3 separate regions of the Homo sapiens genome follow, and all the other regions are linked to region 2. A link is a loop called in an ENCODE intact Hi-C map of the cell type or tissue named here. Cell type or tissue: B cell. All regions are shown on one strand. Links, peaks and the distances in the headings refer to the core of each region. The heading gives the core; the rest is flanking DNA.

Region 1 (4,150 bases), core at 1,558-4,057, 120 kb before region 2:
TTGAATTAATTAACACAGGCAGAGCACTTAAGACAATGCTTTACACATAGTTATTGCTCAATACATATTTGTGGGAGGAATTAATGATTTCTTCTCTGCGAAAGCAAAGTCCCACTTGCTGGGCTGCATATGGGATTCCAATCTGTCCTTTCATGCAGGCTCCCCACGGAGTAACTCTTTCCAGTCACTTCCTTTCCTCAAAGCAGCCCCTGGGCAGCAAAGTCCTAGTCCCCTGCCCCTGGGCCACCCCCCTCGTTCCCTCACACTGCTAAGATGCCCCCACCGGGAAAGAGCTGGCCTGGCAGCTCCCCCTTCCTTGACCCCTCCAGGAGGCCAAGGGAAGGACACCTTTACACTCAGTGGGGTGCCGGGTGGGAGCTGCAGGCCGACACCCTACTTCGGGAAGAGCCTGGAGAGTTCAGAGCCTGGCTCCTGTCCCCCAAACCCCCGGTCCTGCTGGAGGAAGCAAGTTTCTTTGCTAAAAGTTAAACATCCTCTTCGTGAGCGACAAGAAAACAGGACGTGGGAAGCGTCCCACAGGGTGAACATGGGCCCCCAATGCCTGGCACCCCCTCCTCTCTTGTGGAGCGGAGGCCTGGTGGCTCGAACCCTTCCTTTCTCACACTCGCTCGCCTCTGCAGGGGAGTCATGTTCCCACAGTCCCACAATGCCCTTGAGTTCTGCTGACAAAGCTCTGGCTTCTTCCCTGGTTCTCAGAGTCTCTACGCCTCCACCCAGGGCTCCATAGAAATGCAGGACGCACCACTGGGGAAAAAATTAAGGAACGAAGCAACAAAAGGATGAATTCAACCAACATTTATTGAACACCAACTGTGCGCCACCCCTGTTCCAGGCACTGGGAGGCAGCAGTGAACATGACAGAACAGGAATCCCTGCCTGGTGAAGCTCGTGTGCTAAGGAATCAATCATTCTGTTTTTTTTTTTTTTCTTGAGACAGGGTCTCACTCTGTCGCCCAAGCTGGAGTGCAGTAGCACGATGTCGGCTCACTGCAACCTCCACCTCCCAGGTTCAAGTGATCCTCCCACCTTGGCCTCCTGAGTAGCTGGGACTAGAGGTGCGCATCACCACGCCCAGCTAATTTTTGTATTTTTAGTAGAGACGGGGTTGCACTATGTTGGCCAGGCTGGTCTCCAACTCCTGACCTCAAGTGATCCCCCCGCCTCGCCCTCCCAAAGTTCTGGGATTATAGGCGTGAGCCACTGCATCCAGCCCTTTTATTTTTTAAAGAGACATGGGTTCTCGCTATGTTGCCCAGACTAGATTCAAACCCCTGGGCTCCAGGGATCCTCCCACCTCAGCCTCTGGAGTAGCTGGGACTAAAGGCACATGCCGCCGCCCCTGGCTAATACTCATATGCATGTTGCCAGGATTAAAATGAATGAACAAAGGGAAGGACATGCTGGAGCCAACTTATACAGGTTGGGAGGAGCTGTTCAATTTTCAGAAATTTTGCAAACTGGTTGTTAAACAGCTGGTTTAACAACTGGTTTTGTTTGTTTGTTGAGACAGGGTCTCACTCTGTCACCCACAGTGGAGTGCAGTGGCAAGATCAAGGCTCACTGCAGCCTTGACCTCCCAGGCTCATGCAATCCTCCCACCTCAGCCTCCCAAGTAGCTGGAACTACTCGCACACACCACCACGCCCGGCTATTTTTATTATTTGTAGAGACGGGGATCTCACCATATTGCCCAGGCTGGTCTTGAAGTCCTGGACTCAAGCGATCCTTCCACCTCAGCCCCCTAAAGTTAAACAGCTATGGTTAAAAATGAAATGATATAAACTTACTCAAAACTGGTAACTTCCTAATTTTACCACATTCCACTATTCTCTATGCTCTTGAGGTCATTTACCCCCATTTTATCTGTATGGTAAAAATAATACATGATAGTGCACTACTGCATCTCTTTTAAACTCCCTGTTCAGTGACCACAGGTCGGTACCTTGAAATCTAACAAGAAGATTGTACCTAAGCCATGGAAATTGGTAAATGCTAGAAACCAGCCTCCCTTCCCCCCACCCCTCCCCGCCACCACCCCCGCCCCAGCCAGTGGTTAACCATTTACCAGCACACCACTGAGGGCATTTAGAGCCTAGCACATGGTAAACACTATGATAAACGTTTTCATTATTTTTCCGTTTGTCCACTGGGTCAGGATGTATAGTCTTTTTTTGTGTCTGGGATGGAATTTAAAATATTTGAAGATCACAGAATTACAAAAGCCCAGAGAGTGGCTAAGCTACACCTATTTAACCCTCCCAATAATGCTGTTAAGTCTATACTATTGATTATCCCCACTTTCCAGACAGGGAAACTGAAGTTCTGAGGCAGTAAAACTCAGGCAGCGCCATGCATTAGCTGTAGTGCGATCTGAAATTGCAGCCGAGCAGCCTCCGCGCGCTCGCGCACTTCAAGAACGCATTTTCCTTACTGTCACGTTTATGCCCCGAGTGGTAATTTCGCTTCCCGGCACGCGAAAAATGAATGGGCGCCATCTTGCGCGTGGCATCTTGGGAAATGTAGTTTACAGGCTCAATAACAAGCACGGTCCAAGAAGGGAGGGGCGGGGGAGCAAATCGATCTTGGCCTCGGAAGAAAAAGAACAAAGAATCGCTGGCAACTTGCGCGTCGCGTCGCTGCAGCCACGCAGTGCGTGGATTCAGCCGCTTTGGCCGTGCCCGTTGCATGCCGGGAAACGCAGTTCGCGAGCCCCGGATACGTCGACAATAGATGACGGGGCTCACGTTGTACGTTCACATCAGGTCCCGGCCCGCCGGAACCTGGGCGATCCACGATGCCGAGTTTGCCACGCTGCGACAGCCCATAGGCTTGCCCCCCCGGGCATTCGGGTGGACTACGAACACAAACTGAAGCCCTAGGACTTGTCGCCCGTTTGCGCTCTCGCCGAGGCACAGGCTGCTCGCGGACCACCCTGCTCCGAAAACTAAGGTGGGCCCTGGGGCGCGGAGGACAGGAATGCGGGCGGAGGCTATTGAGGCACGCCTGCACTGTCCCGCCTGCGGGGAAAGGAGGGAGGTCCGCCCTGGGCGCCGTAGCTGTGTATGGTTCGGGCGGCTGGCACCGGGTGGGTTCTAGACCCAAGGTTTGTCTGCAGAAGGGGACCAGTAGACGGGGTGGATTCGAGGTGGGGACATGGGACGCAGCGGTCGGAGCCGCCTGGAGGGGTACCCGGTGGTCCCGATGGAGCTATCATCTTTGAGGTATTGATGAGGAGGGACGGGGAGTGTGGTCAGAAGGCTGTTTTGGGAGGTTGGGTGGAGCGTGAGGGTGGGGTGTTACTGGGGAATCAATGGGGGCTAATAAGAATATTTTAGTCGAACTGTTGTTCATTGATTGATTAATGAGGGGATGGCAGAGTAAGCAACTAGAATATAACGAGTGATGGATGGGAAAATGATCCCCCAGGTATTGATGGAGGTATGATATTCAACGGGTTAATGGAAAGTGATGGGGCATCGTAATGGCAAGGATGATGGTGAGGTTGTGGGGGGAATAATAGATGGATGGAGGTCATGATCAAGGGGCCTTGGTGAAAGAAAAGATAATGAGAGGCTGATGGTGTTGTAGTCAGAGTCAGTAGTTGGGCTATGGTGGCATGACCGTCGAGGAATTAGGGGACAGAGTGAGTAAAGAGAGGGCAATAGTAAACTAGGGTTGGGGGGGTTAACTTCTGTTGATACATAGTAGGTGAATAGTAAACTGTTGGAGTGTGATCATCCAGTGATGGATCCATGGAGAGCAGGGTGGACAGTGAGGGGAGAATGGGGAACTGATGTGTGATCAGTTAACGTGTTTGTTAATGAAAGAGTTACAGGGCAGGAGGCTAGTGCTGTGATCTATGAAGGGTCTATTGGAGAAAACTGAGTTAATGGGGGCTGATAAATCAGTAATTGAATGCTTAATGGGGAGCTAATAGACCATGATTCTCCAGGCATTGTTAGAGGTTCATAAGGATGTAGTAATAAAGGGGCCTAATCATCTAAGGGATTAATGGCGAATGGGGTGAAACGAGAGAGATATAGGGAGTGGGAGGTACAATGAAGTAGTATTAGGATAAAGGTGGAAAACAAGGGATTAATGGGGGCTAATAGGACTATATGAATCTAGG
Region 2 (8,160 bases), core at 3,005-5,504:
AAAACACAAAAATTAGCCTGGCATGGTAGTGCACGATTGTAGTCCCAGCTACTTGGGAGGCTAAGGCACGAGAATCGCTTGAGCTGGGAGGCAGAGGTGCCCATGTTGGCGAGGCTGGTCTCTAACTCCTGGCCTCAAGTGACCCACCCTCCTCAGCCTCCCAAAGTGGTGGGATTACAGGCGTGAGCCACAGTGCCCAGCCAACAAACCTTTCATCAGCTTGTTTTGTCTAGTATCTTATAGCCTTATAGGAAGAGGTTTTAAAAATAATTTTTATAAATTTAATATGTTAATATTGAAAAACAATAAAAGAATTCATTCCAATGGTGAAACAGAATTTCCCAGGTATCCCTGACTCGAATTCCTGACTCTTCTGTTATTTCATTCCATCATATTTCTTTGGAAGCAGAGTGGTGGGATGAAGGGGCAGGGCTCTGTTGAGAGAAGGTGGAAGTGAATGGGAAAGGTATTTATCACAACACTCTTTATGGTGAAAAAAGAACATGGAAATAAACCCAATGCCAGTCACAAATAGGGGACCAGTTCAGGGCTGGGTGCAGTGGCTCATGCCTGTAAATCTCAGCTCCTTGGGAGGCTGAGGTGGAAGGATGCCTCAAGGCCACGAGTTCGAGACCAGCCTGGGCAACATATCAAGATACCCCCATATCTCTCTCTTTTTAAAAAAAACAAAAAAAAAAAACAAAAAAAAAAAACAGGGTCTTACTCTAACATCCAAGCCAGAGTGCAGTGGCATGGCTCACTGCAGCCTTGACCTCCCAGGCTCAAGCAATCCTCCCACCTCACCCTCCTGAGTAGCTGGGACTATGAGCACACACCACCACACCCAGCTAATTTTATTTTTGTAGAGATGTAGTCTCACTGTGTTGCCCAGGCTGGTCTCAAACTCCTAGACTCAAGTGATCTTCTTGCCTTGGCCTCCCAAAGTATTGGGATTACAGGTACGAGCCACCATGCCCAGCCGACCCCATGTCGCTCTCTCTTTTTTAATTAATTTATGTTTGAGATGGAGTTTCGCTCTTGTTGCCCAGGCTGGAGTGCAATGGCACGATCTCAGCTCACTGCAACCTCCGCCTCCAGGGTTCAAGTGATTGTCCTTGCCTCAGTCTCCCAAGTAGCTGGGATTACAGGCTCCTGCCACCATGCCCGGCTAATTTTTTGTATTTTTAGTAGAGACAGAGTTTCACCATGTTGCCCAGGCTGGTCTCGAATTCCTAACCTCAGGTGATCTGCCCGCCTCAGCCTCCCAAAGTGCTGGGATTACAGGTGTGAGCCACCACATCCGACCTCTTTTTTTTTTTTTAAGAGACAGGGTCTCGCTCTGTTGCCCAGGTTGGAGTGTAGTGGCATGATCACAGCTCACTGCAGCCTTAACCTCCCAGGCTCAAGCAATTCTTCTGCCTCAGCCTCCCGAGTAGCTGGGACTACAGGGATGTACCACCATGCCTAATTTTTGGTAGAGATGGGGTCTCACTTTGTTCCCCAGGCTGGTCTCAACTTCCTGGACTCAAGTGATCCTCCCGCCTCAGCCTTCCAAAGTGCTGGGATTACAGACATAAGCCACTACGCCCAGTTGACACCATGTCTTAAAAAAAAAAAAAAAAAAAAAAACGTAAGGGAACCAGTTCAATAAAATGTCACCCTTGAATTCCCTGGGCTTCAGATATCCTCATCTGTAAAATGGGGATAGTAACAGGACCCACAACCTTCAGTTATTATGATTAAATTGACTGGGTACAGTGGCTCACGCCTGTAATCCTAGCACTTAGGGAGGCCGAGGCGGGCGAATCACTTGAGCTCAGGAGTTTGAGACCAGCCTGGCCAACATGGTGAAACCCCGTCTCTACCAAAAATAGAAAAATTATCCGGGCGTGGTGGCAAATGTCTGTGGTCCCAGCTCCCGGGAGGCTGAGGTAGGAGGACTGCTTGAGCCCAGGTGGCAGAGATTGCAGTGAGCCAAGATCGTGTCACTGCACTCCAGCCTGGGTGACAGAGTGAAACCCCATCTCAAAAAAAAAAAAAAGATTAAATAGATTAATATATGTATAAAATACCTTGAACAGTACCCAGCACATTGTCTCATAAATATTAGTTGTTCTTGTTAAGGTTACATGTTTGTGCAGTGAAATAGAGTTTACTCTTTATCAATCATGTTACAAAAGAGTATTTAATATGAAAAGACACTGATAAGCTTGTTACAGGGACAAGGGAGATGCTGAGTCAACACAATACAGTGTGATCTTTCGGTGACTTTAAAACATTGTTGAATTGATTGTATTTGTTATAAAAATAATGTGGAAAATAACAGCTTTGAATTTTATGTCAGTTGATGTTAAGATCCAACAGGAAGTTTACCCTGATAACGTTAAGATGAACAGTTTGAAAGCAGCTTCCTGCTGGAAGTTGAAATAGAGATGATTCAGATAGCCTCTTTGGATCCAAACCCCAAAGCTTCTTTTGCCTAATTCTATCTTCTGTCTTTAGAAACTCAAGCCTCGACTGGGCTCGGTGGCTCACGCCTGTAATCCCAGCACTTTGGGAGGCCGAGGCGGGCGGATCATGAGGTCAGGAGATTGAGACCATCTTGGTTAACACGGTGAAACCCCCTCTCTACTAAAAACACAAAAATTTAGCCAGGCGTGGTGTCGGACGCCTGTAGTCCCAGCTACTTGGGAGGCTGAGGCAGGAGAATGGCGTGAACCCAGGAGGCGGAGCTTGCAATGAGCCGAGATCGCGCCACTGGACTCCAGCCTGGGCGACAGAGCGAGACTCCCGTCTCAAAAAGAAAAAAAAAAAAAAAAAAGAAAGAAACTCAAGCCTCAAGCTGTCTGGGGGCATCCAAGTCCAACCATCCCAGTCACACACACACAACCGACCTTACTCATCCCAGGGGTGTGCAGAGGCCCACTGCAAGAACTGGTGAACTTTCAAGGCGTCTTTGCATATATGATGATTTTTTATTCTATTATTCAAGTTTTGCTTGGACAAGATTGTGCTGCTAAAAAGTGGCCTACACCACTTTTTTTGTTTTTGTTTTTGAGACAGGGTTTCACTCCCGTCGCCCAGGCTAGAGTGCAGTGGCGCGATCTCAGCTCACTACAACCTCCGCGTCCTGGGCTCAAGCAATCCTCCTGCCACAACCTCCCGAGTAGCTGGGACTACAAGCGCCCGCCACCATACCCGGCTAATTTTTGTATTTTTAGTAGAGACGGGGTTTCACCATGTTGGCCAGGCTGGTCTTGAACTCCTGGCCTCAAGTGATCCACCTGCCTCGGCCTCCCTAAGTGCTGGGATTACAGGCGTGAGCCACCGCGCCCGGCCCTACACCACTTTTTAAAAGTCGTGTTTCTTCTCTTTTTTATAATGTTGTACTTCTGATTTCTAGGGAATGATTAGCAAACTCACCCCTGACGCTATGTCCCTTGGACATTATCCTTGTATACACAAAAAGTGCAATTAACGAGTGGGTAGAAGTCAAGGGGTGGAGCCTCCGTCCTTGGGCTTGAAGCCAATGTCCCTCAATGCGCCTGCGAGACTCCCACGCCCTGGGAAGGATGCCTATCGATTCGCTCTGGGCTCGGCAGTTCTTTCTGATAGCAGGCAGCCATCTTGCCTGGAGCCTGAGAAAGGGAGGAGAGACAGAAGGAACCGGCGACAGTGGTCTCAGGGCCGCTCCGGGGGGCCTCAAGAACCGGAGGCAGCCCCGGAGGTGGTCCCCGATCCCGGGCTATGCTCTTGGATCTGAGAAGGGAAGGCGGAGGGCGGCGGGGACAAGATGGGTGGAGAATGTCAAGCAAGGAATGCTAGGCGGGGGAGGGGCGTTGCTATGGCGACTGGGGAGGGGCGGTGTCTGTTCTGAATCGCTGTGTGTCACCCGGGCGCTGCCCAGGAAGGGCAGGGCTGGGGTGATGACCATGGTAACACCCGGGGGGGAGTTCGTGACATCTCCGGCGCGGAGGGACTCGATGTCTATGGCAATGGTCGCCTGGTGGAAGGGACGGAACTAGATCCCTTCGCTCGGGACGCTCACATTCCAGGCCCTTGTCCTGCAGGCTGCCGCGGGCGGACACGCCAGAGGAGGAGGCCGGGGAATGGCCGCGGTGTGGCAGCAAGTCTTAGCAGTGGACGCGAGGTGAGGCGTGGGGTCAAAGCCCATGGGAGCAGAACTTACTGTGGTGCATGCGCAATGGCGATAAGTGAGGCTGGGCGGAGAACTTGCCTTATGCGGCTGCGTGGGCATGCCGGAGGTGAGCATGCGCAGTAGCGGGGGCGGGCACGCCCGCGGTGAGTTGGCTGCGCCGGAGAGGATTCTAAACAGCAAGCTGGGAAAATGTGGTCAGATGTGGGCATGCGCAAAGCGGCTACCTGTGAGAGGGAGGTGGGGCTCAGGCAGGTGACATCCTATCCCCTATGGGTGTCCCCTAGACTTTTTTTTTTTTACATCATCACTTCCCCATTCTGACCCCATCACCTCCCAACGCTGACCCCCATAATGTCAGTCTGATTTCTGTCGCCCTGGTATACTGACCCTAATTATTGTCTGCGCTGACCCAGTCACCCCGTAGGGACCCCAGCACGGCAGCAGACTGACTCTGTTGTCTGCAAACTGACCTCATGACCATGCTCATTATTACTGCAGACTCACTCCCACCACAGGACCAAGAGGTCCCTCATCACCACTGCTAGTCATTCTTACCACCTAGGCCCCAGTCACTGCCACACACCTCACTCTCCTGCCGTACCCCCCCCCCCGAGCTGATTGATTCCCTCTGTCCTGTGCCTGCTGCCTGCCCTGCATCCTGACCCTGCAGGTACAACGCGTACCGCACACCAACGTTTCCACAGTTTCGGACGCAGTATATCCGCCGGCGCAGCCAGCTGCTGCGGGAGAATGCCAAGGCTGGGCACCCCCCAGCGCTGCGTCGGCAGTACCTGAGGCTTCGGGGGCAGCTGCTGGGCCAGCGCTACGGGCCCCTCTCCGAGCCAGGCAGTGCTCGTGCCTATAGCAACAGCATCGTCCGCAGTAGCCGCACTACTCTTGACCGCATGGAGGTGAGCTTCTGGCCACATTCACCCCCGGGCATACCCTGCCTGCACACATTCACTCCACTGACTTTCATCAAGCACCTGCTCTTTGCTGGGCACTGTTCTGCATCAGCAGAGGACAAAAAGATAATATGCCAAGTAAACCAGTAAACACACAAACTTTGTAAACAGGTCAGTAAACATATAGCAAGCCCTGTCTTTAGTATCTGCTGAGCAGGGGGAGGGCAGGAACAGCAGAACTCGTGAGGAAGCCACTGCAGTAGTACAAGTGGGCAGCGGTGGTGGTGGCAGGGGACACAGTGAGAAGTGATCTGACTCTAGGTAGATTTTCAGGGCTCCACACCTCAAAGGTTCTCGGGCTTTTTGCAAGATGCACCCACCCTGACCCTCTCCATTTGCAGGACTTTGAGGATGATCCTCGGGCCCTGGGGGCCCGTGGGCACCGTCGTTCTGTCAGCAGAGGCTCCTACCAGCTGCAGGCGCAGATGAACCGTGCCGTCTATGAGGACAGGTATGCACCAGAGGCAGCCAAGGCGGGGGGCGGGTTGCGAGGAGGAGAGGGGCCCTGGGGCAATGGCAGACTGAACACTCTCGCATCTACCTCCTGTCACCCCTCACTTCCTATTGGGGCCCAGGCCCCCTGGCAGCGTGGTGCCCACGTCAGCAGCAGAGGCAAGTCGGGCCATGGCCGGGGACACGTCACTGAGCGAGAACTATGCCTTTGCGGGCATGTATCATGTTTTTGACCAGCACGTGGATGAGGCAGGTGAGCCAGTGGGTAGCGGGTTCCATCACCAAGCGTTTGCCCAAACTGTGACAACCAACCAAGGCATCCTTTTCTGAATCCAAGGCCCCTGGCACACTCCAAAGGAGGAATGACCATCCATAAAGCCTTTTGTAGACTGAAAATCCCTCTGCAAAGTGGTCAGTGCTTCGTCTACTGGAAAGGGCCTCAGAAGCCTAAGAGAGAGCCCTTTGCAGCAGGCTGCCTGGGTTCCTGAGTCACTTGGAAGAGTTCAAAGCCTTTGCTGATGATAAATCCCCTTGCAGAGGGCAGAGTGGGCTACAGTGTCAAGGGTTTTGCAAATTGCCAAGACCTTGATTATAAAGTGTTCGCTAAGACAGGAACTTTTTCATGTTGCAGAAGACTTTTGCAATCTGCAAAGGAGCTGCTAAGACTTAGGGAGCTTTGGCAGAGGGTCTTCAGGGGTTACAGTTCCCTTTGTCAGCCAAGGAAAGCCCTTTGCTGAGGCCACTGTTCCTCATGCAGTGGGGCCCCAGCCCCAGGCACACACGTCAGAGCCTTTTAGAGAGAAAAGTGCCCAGTGAGTGTGCAGATTCCCACTAATGGCTTCTTGGCATTGCAGTCCCAAGGGTGCGCTTCGCCAATGATGACCGACACCGCCTGGCCTGCTGCTCACTCGACGGCAGCATCTCCCTGTGCCAGCTGGTGCCTGCCCCACCCACAGTGCTTCGCGTGCTACGGGGCCACACCCGTGGTGTCTCCGACTTCGCCTGGTCCCTCTCCAATGACATCCTCGTGTCCACCTCACTGGATGCCACCATGCGCATCTGGGCCTCTGAGGATGGTCGCTGCATCCGAGAGATCCCTGACCCCGATAGCGCTGAACTGCTCTGCTGCACCTTCCAGCCTGTCAACAACAACCTCACTGTGGTCAGGCTCCAGGACACCCACTCACCAAGGGCTGGTGGGCTGGGTCAGGAAGGCTATCTGAGGGAATCAGAGTATAAGGAGGGACAGCCAGGGGGGGCCTAGGACCCCCCCACCCCCCACCCAATCTCGTCAGAGCAGTCCTAGTGTGGTCAGACTTAAAAGGGAAGCAGATCAGAAGACGGGAGTGGGCCAGGCGCAGTGGCTCACGCCTGTAATCCCAGCACTTTGGGAGGCGGAGGCGGGCGGATCACGAGGTCAGGAGATTGAGACCATCCTGGCTAACACGGTGAAACCCCATCTCTACTAAAAATACAAAAAATTAGCCGGGCATGGTGGCGGGCGCCTATAGTCTCAGCTACTTGGGAGGCTGAGGCAGGAGAATGGTGTGAACCTGGGAGGTGGAGCTTGCAGTGAGCCGAGATGGCACCACTGGGCGACAGAGCGAGACTCCGCCCCCACCCCCCATAAAAAGGGGAATGCCGTTCTTGATCTGGGTTGGCCTTGCTGTGGTACACTCCAGGGAGCACGGGCCAGGGTCAGGGTTCTGGCTCTGGAGCCCCTTTGGTCCCATCAGCTACAGTCCTACAGTTTTCCAACTGCAGGGGCTACCTCTGAGGAGCAGGATGATGAGGCTGAGCCTCGTCTGGTCTGTCAGTGGCCCCACCGTGTCAGACTCCAGGGTAGATTGGTCAGAGAGCAGGGGAAGGACATTAGAAAGTCTGGTGTGGCCCGGGGTGTAGTGGGGTGAACTGCAGAGGAACAGACCAAGAGTGAGCTTGTGGGCCGGGATCCTCCCCGCATTAGCAGCAGCCCCACAAGTTCCAGAAAGGAGCAGCCAGGGAGCAGGGGAAAGCTGGGATCACAGGCCTAGGCAGGCCCTATGGTTCTCACACTGTAGGAGGACTGGCCAAGGGGCAGCATGATGGCTCTGAAGGCCCTTTAGTCCCGTAGGCAGGTGGCCTACTCTGGGCAGATTGCAAAAGGGGCTGGCTAGGGAGGTGGATTCATGCCTGGTCACCTTGTCTACCTGCCACAGCCCTATTGTGAATAGACTCTAATAGGGACCAGCCAGTCGCATCAACAGCAGCCCCACTGTGGTCAGACTCAAGGAGGGCCTGGCTGGAAGCAGGATGATGGTCTGTGCATTCTCCCCACAGGTGGGGAACGCCAAGCACAACGTGCATGTCATGAACATCTCCACAGGCAAGAAAGTGAAGGGGGGCTCCAGCAAGCTGACAGGCCGTGTCCTTGCTCTGTCCTTTGATGCCCCTGGCCGGCTGCTCTGGGCGGGTGATGACCGTGGCAGTGTCTTCTCTTTCCTCTTTGATATGGCCACAGGTAGGCAGACAGCAGGCCTGCATCTGGGTGCTCGCCCTCCAGCCCTCCCAGGGCACAGCCCTCACCCTCACCTTTGCCTTCCC
Region 3 (4,150 bases), core at 1,558-4,057, 98 kb after region 2:
TGTGGCCTGGCACTGTGGCTCATGCCTGCAATCCCAGCACTTTGGGAGGCCAATGCACATTATTCAGTTGATGGATACAGTAAAATGCCTGACTTCACCACTACACAACGTATCCATGTAAAAAAATTACACTTGTGGCCTGGCGCTGTGGCTCATGCCTGTAATCCTAGCACTTTGGGAGGCCAATGTACATTATTCAGATGATGGATACAGTAAAATGCCTGACTTCACCACTACACAATGTATCTGTGTAACAAAATTACACTTGTGGCCTGGCATGGTGGCTCATGTCTGTAATCCGAGCACTTTGGGAGACCAAGGCAGGTGGATCACTGGAGGCCAGGAGTTTGAGACCTGCCTGGCCAACGTGGTGAAACCCCATCATCTCTACTAAAAATACAAAAATTAGCCAGGTGTGGTGGCACACGCCTGTAATCCCACCTACTCAGGAGGCAGAGGCAGGAAAATCGCTTGAACCCGGGAGGCAGAGGTTGCAGTGAACCGAAATCACGCCACTGCACTCCAGCCTGGGTGACAGAGTGAGACTCTGTCTCAAAAAAAAAATATTATATTTGTACCCAATAAATTTATATGAAACAATTAAATGCTTCTGAGATCTGGCTTAATGGTTGCTCAGCCTGCATTCTGGTTCCACATGTAGGTCTGCTTGTGAAAACTCATTACAGTGTTCACCCCTGGTCTGTGTACCCTTCTGTATTTGTGTTACACTCCAATCTGAGGTTTACATTACAATAGGTCAAACCTGTGAATAAAACCTTATATTGGCTCCGGCACTGGGCAACGCAGTAATCATTAAATTAATGCTGAATGAACAGACAACTGGCTGGGAGTGGGACACGGTAGCAATAAGATGGCCTCTTAACTTTTGAGGTCTCCTGAAAAAGTGCTAGTCCAGAATGATTCACTTTCCAGATGAGCAGGAGACACCCACCCCAAGGTCACTTACTGCAGGTTTTACAGACCAGTTTAAGAAACTGCCTAAGATCAAGTAATTTAGTAAATGGCAGAGCCTGGATATGAGTCCAGGTAGTCAGGCTCCAGAATCCAGACTTTTGCCCACTACTTTATAGTGTTTGGGGGCACTACTGGCGACAGACCCTTTTGTCTCCCTCTCAGATCCAGACAGGCAGAGGTCCTGTCTTAAATCACTCTTGTGGGTTGGACAGGTCTCCTGGACACCCGGGAGTGGGAGAGCCCTGCTGCCCGAGGAGACTGGGGGTACATGAGGATGAGCACCTGACTCTGCTCGAGAAGGAGTAAGGGAGGGAAGGGGATGCATGGTGGGACCTTCGCTCCTGTCTGTCCCCTCAGGGCAAGCTGGGGCTGACGGAACCTCAGACCAGCCAGTCACTTCTTAATGAGCTCACAGCTGGACTGGCAGGCAGACAGAATATCCGTTTGGTTAACTGTATAACTGTTTGGTTGACTACAGAACTCATGGAGTGACAGGGAGAAGGCGCAACTTGAGGACGTGACAGCGCAGTTTCCTGAACATCTAACTGAATGACAGCCTGCCTAGGACTGGCTGGGGCTGGTAGCCTGACAGTGGAAAAGACAGGCAGCCTCCTGAGGACCTTGCAGGCTGGCTGACTGATGGCCCGTGGTGCTACTGCCTGCCTGGGTGGCCGGATGTTGTGAATGACTATTGTCAGGAATCACAGCTGGCGGGGGAATGTCTAGATGTTATACTGTCTGGCACCGTGTAAAGGAGGGCCACCTGGGGAAACTTCAGGCTAACTGATCAACAGACCCGTGGCTGCTTGCTAGGCAGCTGTATCTGGTGATCAACTATCCACGCTGCTCGAATCACAGCATGCTGGAGGGCCTGGCTGGGTGCTCTGACTGACTGATCACCTGACAGACGGTGCGGTCAGTCGGATGCTGAGAATGACTGACGATGTGATGAGGGGCGGATTGAACGAGTCACAGGCCAGCTGGCCAGGAGCAAAATCGGCATAGCTGTCTGACTCGATGGCTGTACGTGGTTACGGACTGTCTGCCCTGATAGAATCTCAGCTTCAACGCATCAGAGGAGACTGACTTGACCAATGGTGGGGATGAGTCGCCTGAGAAATGACAGACTGGCTGACCCACTGACAGGTGGTGTGGAGGCTTAATCCTACCTCTAGTTGCTGTGACTATTTGCTTTGAGGGCCTAGCTGGATGTTGTGACTGATCGTGGTGTGAATGAGAAGTAATCTGAGGGAAAGACAGTGACCAACTGATAGTGCCCGACAGGGCTGTATTAGATGCTGACAGTGACAGCTTGTCCCGACCTAATCACAGCCCGCCTGGGGGCATGGCTGGATGCTGCAGTCTATGAGAGGATTTAGCCAGGGAGAATCGCAGCTGGTCCCAGGGCTATGGTGGGTGGAGAGGAGGACTGATTGATCTGCTGACAACGTGAGGACAGGATGGTCTTAGGGAATGATAAGGCAGGCTGGCTAACAGTGCTGTCTGCCTGCCTCCAGGGAGTCGCCGCTGGCCAGGGCACAAATGGAAGCCAGTATTGACTGCCCAGCAGTGTGGATGGGGGCCGGGAGTCTGACTAGGCACCTGTCTGGGGCGACCGCCTGAGCAGTTGGATACGGCACTAGTCCACCTGGGAGCCCCGGCCTGCTTGGGGTTAAAATGAGATGACGGGCTGACTGACGGTGATAACAGGGAGTATGACAGGACTGAGGAACCACTGCGACTGGCTGATAACGTGATTGGCTAGCAGTGTGACAGACAGACCAGCGCACGGGCAGGGCCTCTGGCAACTTTAGCTACCGCCGCTGTCGCTCCCGCTGCCGCCGCCGCCCAGACGCACTCTGGGAAAGCGCGGCGAGCACCCGCCTCCGGGACCGAGCCGGGCGGCAGGGAGGGGTTCGGTCACGGCTCTCCGGTTGGTCCGCGCGGGTGCTGCGAGTCGGGAGCCGCGGCCAATAGGCTGCGCGTTCCCGGCCACGCCCGCGCGAGCGCTCTTCTCGCGAGGCCGGCTAGGCCCGAATGTCGTTAGCCGTGGGGAAAGATGGCGGAAAATTTAAAAGGTGAAGCAGTGGAGGCAGAGGCGCGGGCCCGCTGGCCGGGCCGGGTGGGCTGGAGGGGTGGCGTTGCCGGCTCGGGGCCCCGGCGTCCGAGGCCCCGGCGCCGGGAGCCGGAAGCTCGGCGCGGAAAGGATGAGGCTCGGGGAGCGCGGGCCTGGTGCGCGGGGCTGGGCGGGGCTCAGGGGAGGGGGCGCGCGCCTCGGAACGCAGCGGGCCTGGGGCTAAGTGGGGACGCAGGAGGGGGGCGCGCGCTGCAGATCGCGGCCGGACCGGCGCGCGCACGCGCGGGGGCTTGTCGAGGAGGCCGCGCCCGCGCGCGGGAAAATCGGCCCCTGGTGACCGTTACCCATTCGGTGTCCACGCGAGACGCCGGAAGGGGAGGGAAGATAAGGGGGACAGACCCCCCCTTCAGAGTGCGGGGACTGAGAACTCTTCTGGGGGAAAGTATCGCCTCTCGGCGTGATGGGGGAAGGGTTTGGAATAGAGGATCTCCCAGAAGAGAGAAATGGGGCCTTCCTAATAGGACAGCTGGACTCCCCCATGTGCAGGGAAAGAGGGGTGACTCAGTTATGTTGGGGGGCCCCTCTATGTGACGAAAGCCGCAGGGAGGATGGGTTCCACAAGTGGGAGGACCTCTGAGGGGTTCAGGAGAGTCCACCTGTGGCCAGTTCCGGAGCCAGCAGCTGGAGGGTGTTAATTGGGACCACTTAAGTGGGGTTTCAAATGCAAGTGAAGGAAGGGGTTTGCGAGGACAGGCTGTAGGGAGAGGAAAGCGTGGGCACAGGCGGGCTCAGTCTCCACTTGGTCTTGCCTAAGTAGGGGGGGTAGGGCTTGCACACGAAATAATTTTGAAAAGCTCTTGTACGTTTTTAGGTTGACATCTAAAGTTTAGGTGTGATTTTTGCAATGGGAGGCAGAAAATATTAAACATTTTAAAAAGATGATATAGGATGAGGACTGACTGCCCTTGGAATGTTTTGAGACATGATTTGATAAAATGGCTTCTAAAGTACTTTGATTAAGAATGTGCCTTGAATCAGAAAGAAATCTGTTTTTTAAAATCCGTGTGTCTTACAAAATTTTGGCAGTCCCAGAAATAT

The links. Hi-C counts contacts between places; a loop is a spot of excess contacts. Peaks named below come from ENCODE experiments on the same cell type or tissue, not always from the same donor. Only the 100,000 strongest peaks of a DNase experiment are listed, where the experiment ranks them.
Region 1: it touches region 2 in a loop (23-fold over the local background); 14 of 110 quality-filtered maps call a loop at or near these places.
Region 3: it touches region 2 in a loop (7-fold over the local background); 4 of 110 quality-filtered maps call a loop at or near these places.

What each region holds. Positions count from the first base shown.
Region 1 is chrX:48,473,427-48,477,576 of GRCh38, forward strand. It overlaps FTSJ1 (FtsJ RNA 2'-O-methyltransferase 1), which reads left to right and starts at 2,773. Exons shown (of 13, transcript NM_012280.4): 1 at 2,773-2,970. It overlaps LOC124905185 (a long non-coding RNA gene), which reads right to left and starts at 2,917. Exons shown (of 2, transcript XR_007068226.1): 1 at 2,453-2,917; 2 at 802-1,762. In B cell, for the core only: no CTCF peak of the experiment used is centred there; a DNase peak (open chromatin) is centred at 2,625; H3K4me3 peaks cover 1,818 bases; H3K27ac peaks cover 1,977 bases.
Region 2 is chrX:48,593,888-48,602,047 of GRCh38, forward strand. WDR13 (WD repeat domain 13) reads left to right here and starts at 3,605. Exons shown (of 10, transcript NM_001347217.2): 1 at 3,605-3,727; 2 at 4,071-4,150; 3 at 4,830-5,070; 4 at 5,466-5,575; 5 at 5,700-5,830; 6 at 6,432-6,739; 7 at 7,897-8,077. The coding sequence starts at 4,110. RefSeq lists enhancers at 3,911-4,230, 4,251-4,320, 4,341-4,400. In B cell, for the core only: no CTCF peak of the experiment used is centred there; DNase peaks (open chromatin) are centred at 3,784 and 4,254; H3K4me3 peaks cover 1,367 bases; H3K27ac peaks cover 1,160 bases.
Region 3 is chrX:48,693,751-48,697,900 of GRCh38, forward strand. It overlaps SUV39H1 (SUV39H1 histone lysine methyltransferase), which reads left to right and starts at 2,984. Exons shown (of 6, transcript NM_003173.4): 1 at 2,984-3,053. The coding sequence starts at 3,035. RefSeq lists silencers at 2,598-2,677, 2,708-3,007, 3,298-3,397 and an enhancer at 3,538-3,817. In B cell, for the core only: no CTCF peak of the experiment used is centred there; a DNase peak (open chromatin) is centred at 2,831; H3K4me3 peaks cover 1,682 bases; H3K27ac peaks cover 1,695 bases.